2 separate regions of the Homo sapiens genome follow, and region 1 is linked to region 2. A link is a contact called in ENCODE Hi-C data. All regions are on one chromosome and are shown on one strand. The core of a region is the stretch at or near the end of the contact, and the rest is flanking DNA. Distances in the headings are between cores, read along the strand shown. Region 1 overlaps RXYLT1-AS1 (RXYLT1 antisense RNA 1). Region 2 overlaps LINC03056 (long intergenic non-protein coding RNA 3056).

Region 1 (2,930 bases), core at 98-2,597, 510 kb after region 2:
GAAAAATCAGTATTCACAAGCATCGCCAATTATTGATAGTCATTCATTATACTTGTTACCATGAAAGCAGTAATTAAAACACTATTTTTTTTTTTTAATATGAAGTCTCACTCTGTCACCCAGGTTGGAGTGCAGTGGCACAATCTTGGTTCACTGAAACCTCCACCTCCTGGGTTTAAGCAGTTCTCCTGCCTCAACCTCCCGAGTAGCTGGGATTACAGGTGCCCACCACCACACCTGGCTAATTTTTCTACTTTTAGTGGAGACGGATTTTCACCATGTTGGCCAGGCTGGTCTCGAACTCCTGACCTCAAGAGTTCCAACCACCTCGGCCTCCCAAAGTACCGGGATTACAGGTGACCCACTGCACCCGGCCTAAAACACTATTTTAACAGTTATAGTTATTTTATTTAAGTAAGCTAATTAGGCAAAAATGTGTCTTCTAGTTTTGTACATTCTAGTTGGGTTATTTCCTGTAGCAGAAATACAGATTTTTTTAATACAGATATTTTTAAAGTTACCAGTTGAAAGGAAACTGCATTCTTTCTTTTTGACTTGCAATCTCACTCCCTAGGAGTCCTACATTTGTGCTAGAGGTGAAGTTGTTGCCAAAGCAGCCACAGCAGGGGACAGTACGGTCTAGGCTGTTCAACTGTCGAGATGCGTTTTTGTTGAACTACATCTTATTGCAAAGATTCATATGTGTCCTGCTTTACTGTTAAAATAACTTTTTCCAAAAAGAAGCAAATTATGCAAGTGAATATAGTACATTTTTTACAGTCTAGTGTGTGGCAAACTTCCACTAAAGTTTCACTAAAACACTCCTTTTACACAAACCTATTGAATAGTTACTATATTGCAGGTACTGCTCTAGGCAGCAAACCACAGTTTCTAGGACTTAATCTCATTGTCGGCCTTTAAATTTTGCAGAGTCTCTAATGTTAAAAAAAAAAAAAAGTCACACATTAACACATTAAGCACTTGAAAATCTCAGATGCTGAAGCCTTTGTCCTTTAGAATACACATTTTGCCTCTTTCATTATGATAACTGGTTGTATCAATCCCAACACAAATGACAGATTCTCGGATTGTTTACTGAGAGAAGTTAGTCAAATAAGCTTCCGTCTGTTGGTTGCCAAAATATCCAGATGGCTAAATCAACCTGGTATTTAAACTTATCTTCGATTCAGCTATGGTTTCTATGTGTCTGTCTTGCTTGAGATAGATTTGAATTGCTTTAAATAAATTATCTATTTACCTTTCTGAGATGAAAATGGAAAACACTACTGTTGCAACTTAACTTCCTGGGTAGTGAAGCCTTGGTTTTAAAAACCACATAGCAGAAGAGGAATTCCCCTGTCAGGCTGGAGGGGCCTCACTAAACCATCACCACTTTGCTCCAAATTGGCCCCTAATTCTTTCCAGGGAGGTGCAGTTTGGGCCTAAATTTTTTTTTTTTTTAGACGGAGCTTCGCTCTTTCACCCAGGCTGGAGTGAAGTGGCACAATCTCAGCTCACTGCAACCTCTGCCCGCTGGGTTCAAGCAATTCTCCTGCTTCAGCCTCCTGAGTAGCTGAGATTATAGGCGTGTGCCACCACGCCTGGCTACTTTCTGTATTTTTTTTTTTTCTTAGTAGAGATAAGGGTTTTGCCATGTTGGCCAGGCTGGTCTTGAACTCCCGACCTCAGGTGATCCACCCACCTCAGCCTCCCAAAATGCTAGGATTACAGGCGTGAGCCACCGTGCCCGGTCTTGGGCCTAAATTTTTAAAACATTCCTTGTTTGCGTTTTTCTCTCTTTGATTTACTCTCCTTTTGCAATCTGTTGTTTGAGATGCTTTATGTGTTTAAAGCTTTTAAAAATTCACTAAAAACAAAACAGAGAAACGTAATAATGAATCATTAACTCAGAAACACATTTCTAACTGCTGTTGACATTTTTTTTTTTATTATTTCCTACTGGCTTTCTGTTCCTTCCCTTCTCTTGCTAAAACTCCAGCTAGAGTTTGTTTTAGTTGCATAAAAACTCTTCTTCAGTGAGCTTTTGCTAAGCTATACCGCTCATCTGGTCTTGATTCTGACTTTGGATATTTTGTTCATCATGGATTATTTTACATTACTTTTGGTGGTAGTAATTGCATGAAAATATCACTCACCTTGATTACTATGCTGTTTGGCACCCCCTGAAGCTTGCCCCAATGAGAGTCCTTTACTCTCAGCACCCTAGTCCTGGCCTGATAATAAGCAACCTCAATATCTCAGTGGCGTACAAAAACAGACATGTATTTCTTGTCCTCATTACACTGAGGTTGCCTGTCCGCTGCAACTGTGCAGGGCATGGCTGGGCCCTGCTCAACTTGGTCCCACGTGTCTTAGTCTTTCCAAAACGCGTGAGGAAGGAGTAGCCCATCTCTGAAATATTTTATTCTCACAGTGAAGTATCAAAACCGGACAGGACAATCATTTCCGTACCTTGTGATGAGTCATGCCCTGGATCTCAAAGTTTCTGCCTAGAACTGGCACCCTGTCCCTTCAGCCCAGTTTCCAAAGGCCAAAGCAGTCACAGTGGCAAGCCTGAACTCAAAGAGGTGGAGGTGTATACTCCATCTTCTGAAAGAGACAAAATATTGGAAATAGTCTGAGTTACCACACCCTACTAGTGAAACCTGAAGTACAGGAGACATGGTGTTAAAGTCCTGGAGGCTATTCACAAGCATTCCAGTTCTACTCTCCTGAGCACGTGCTAGGATTACACTCAGTGGACCTCTTGGAAGCTAGGACTATCATTGTGGCTTACTTTAGCCAACAGAGTATAATGTAGGTAATGTGTTTCAATCCCTGGGAGAAGCCAAAGTATGATCATCTCATTCCATTTTTTCTTCTTCTTCTTTTTTTTTTTTCTTTTTATTTTTTGAGGCAGAGTTTTGCTC
Region 2 (2,880 bases), core at 167-2,666:
CATTAAGCAGCCGAAACTACTGATTCATTGTGTATGATTAGGGCATGCAAATAGAGTCATGAATAAAGAGTGCTAAAGATGACCCAGACATTTTTCTTATTAGTGCAGATCTCAAAACATATTCTTTTATGTCTCTACACCATAAGCAATTAGGGTGTATATGCAACATATACCACAAACAATTGCCACTGCCACATAGGATAGACTAGAGGATTTTTACTCTGTGTTCTATTTCACGGCTCAAAATGATTAGAATATTGCTATGCCCTTGTTATGGAAAAAAATTAAATCATACTTCTGCATAAGTTTTATTAAGTAAATTTGCTAAAACCTGATTAATAAGATAGTTTGCCCTCCAAAGTTGAAGACTTAAAAATAGTTTCATTGCTCTACTTTGTGCTTTTGAGGCAAGAGCTAGAACATTAAAGTTGTTCAAAAATAATTTAACAAAAATTTCAGTTTGTTACAAAAATATACCCTTGAAATAGCTTTTAAAAGTCAAGAAGTCTTCCTATATAAATATTTTATTAATGCCACTGTCACACAAATTTTTTCTTTTCTTTTTTTCTTTTTTTTTTGAGACAGAGTCTCACTGTGTTGCCTGGGCTGGAGTGCAGTGATCTCGGCTCACCGCAACCTCTGCCTCCCAGGTTCACGCCATTCTCCTGTCTCAGCCTCCCAAGTAGCTGGGACTACAGGCGCCCGCCACCACGCCCAGCTAATTTTTTGTATTTTTAGTAGAGACGCGGTTTCACTGTGTTAGCCAGGAGGGTCTTGATCTCCTGACCTTGCGACCTCATGATCTGCCCGCCTCGGCCTCCCAAAATGCTGGGATTACAGGCATGAGCCACTGCGCCCGGCCAAATAAAAAATTTTATTATCCAATGTTCAACTTCTAGCTGCAATGACAGACATGAAGGAAGAAAAACTACTTCATCCAAATTTAGTACATATCAAACACAAATTCCCACAAAAAAGGAAAAATTGGCAGTGTATTTGAATTATTTCAAAATAGCATTTCAAAGTTTTATTAAACTTTATGAGCACAAAACATGCTGACCCAGAAAACAATATACCAGGATCCCATGGGAAGGATTTATATGTTTATTATTACATTTGTTAATCACAGTCTGGGGAAATATAATTGCCATTTTCTTAAAAAATAGAGATTAGAGTTGTAAAACAAAGTAACTTATAAATCTTTGGATAAATAAAGGTTTAATGTGACAGAAAACCAAGTGCAGTCCTTTGTTGTTGTTTCCAGCTCTACCCCTCATTCATGTCAAATTGAGCAGTCACTTATGCTGTTTTTCAATTTTCCCATCTGCAAAATGAGGAGAAAGGCTTTGCTGTCTCATGGGAATACTGTATTATGTTGCTTCCTCTCCAGTTCTTAAAACTAAGACTGAAACCAAGGCTGCTACTTCCTTGGTGTGATTCATGATTTGAGAGGTTTTGCAAGGGTACTACACCCTAAAATATTTTACTCATTATCACGGGTATCATCCCCAGGGGCTCAAAGCAAATAGGTTATCTAGAAGTCTCCCACATTGTATCACCATCACCTGTTCTTACTTTTCTTTTTTAATCAAGAAATAGTTTAATCATGAGAAAAAATCCAGGGGACAATGTCACAGCAGAAAATGGCAAAATTACACTGGCATCTGTGTTCACAATGAGAGGGAAAGTTGACAGATTCTGGAGGCACATTTTTCCCATTTAAGAATTTTGCCGAAAGCTGTTCATGCTTGAAACGTGAGCCTAGAACTCTAGAATTCTATACACCATTAGACTAAACTGAGCAAATGAAATAAACATTATGGAGCCTCTCCTATGTGCCAGGCATCATGTCAGGCTCTGAAGAATTTTTTTAAAAACTACATACAATAACACAAAGATGAATAAGATACAGTGGTTGCCCATGAGGAACTCGATATGCTATAGCAGTTCAACTTCAAAACATTCAAGGAAGACTATTCTGAAGTAGAAAGGTGGTTACCAGAGGATGGGGGTGAAGGGGTGGAATATTGACCAAAGGGTACAAACCTGTAGTTGTAAGATGATTAGTTCTGGAGACTTAATGTATAGTATGGTAAAAATTAATAGTAATGTGTTGTATATGGGTAATTTGCTAAAAGAGTAGGTCTCAAGTGTTCTTACTACCCACACACACAAACGGTAACTATACGTGGTGATGGATATGTTAATTAACTTGATGTAATTATTTTACAATGTATACATATATCAAAACATCACGTTATACACCTTTAATGTATGCAATTTTAATTTGTCAATTATACCTCAGTAAAGCTAGGGGGTAGGAAAGAAAAAATATTTCATTTGTTTACTTGAGATTGTTTATAAAGTGTTTTTGGTTAATTTACTACTAGGAAAACAAAGGTATGAAAAATCATTCCCCACCTTAGCTAAGATTTAGGAGTTTTCTTTTTGTTGGGAATCCTGGAAGCATTCTTCTCTTCCTATTTCTTCCCTTAAAAGCTAAAATTTCAAAGTACATTTTTGCTACAAGATGTAAAAATGTAGTCAATTGGTTTTATATTCAATAAACAGCACAGCATGACAATAAGCAAAATGCGCAGTTTAGCTCTGCCATACATCCTTTATCCAGAGACAAAATTGATTCCAATTCAAGTTAGACTTCCCGCTGGGGAAGCGACCCTCCTGTCATTTCTCGTGTTACTAGGGGCTGTGGAGAAGTAGCTGAAGGGACCGTTTCTGCCAGGTAAGAGCAGAAGCAAAGAGACGGTCCAATGCCCAGATCTGCTTTCTTTGCTTCTGTTGCTCCTGTTAAAACTTGGAGTTCTTATGCCTACAGACTGATTCACCCATCTTGCCGATGCAGCTATATTTTAAAGATAT

What was found. A loop is a pair of places that touch in the nucleus more often than their neighbours do. Pooled maps may share reads with other maps.
Region 1: a loop to region 2 is called in a pooled map, with 7 times the contacts of the local background. The contact joins two enhancer-like sites. A Hi-C loop is called at or near these places in 1 of 168 maps with a recorded cell type or tissue (PC-9), 6 of 37 single-sample maps with no recorded cell type and 5 of 50 pooled maps.

What each region holds. Positions count from the first base shown.
Region 1 is chr12:63,813,729-63,816,658 of GRCh38, forward strand. RXYLT1-AS1 (RXYLT1 antisense RNA 1) reads right to left here. Exons shown (of 4, transcript NR_126167.1): 2 at 2,473-2,610. Among named protein-coding and RNA genes, the nearest start is that of RXYLT1-AS1, 7.0 kb to the right of the region's middle. Within about 2 kb of position 1,348, at least 7 of the 41 ENCODE cell types and tissues checked have a DNase peak (open chromatin) inside an H3K27ac peak, as active enhancers do.
Region 2 is chr12:63,305,300-63,308,179 of GRCh38, forward strand. The region is part of intron 1 of LINC03056 (long intergenic non-protein coding RNA 3056); the gene reads right to left. Among named protein-coding and RNA genes, the nearest start is that of LINC03056, 67 kb to the right of the region's middle. Within about 2 kb of position 1,417, at least 2 of the 41 ENCODE cell types and tissues checked have a DNase peak (open chromatin) inside an H3K27ac peak, as active enhancers do.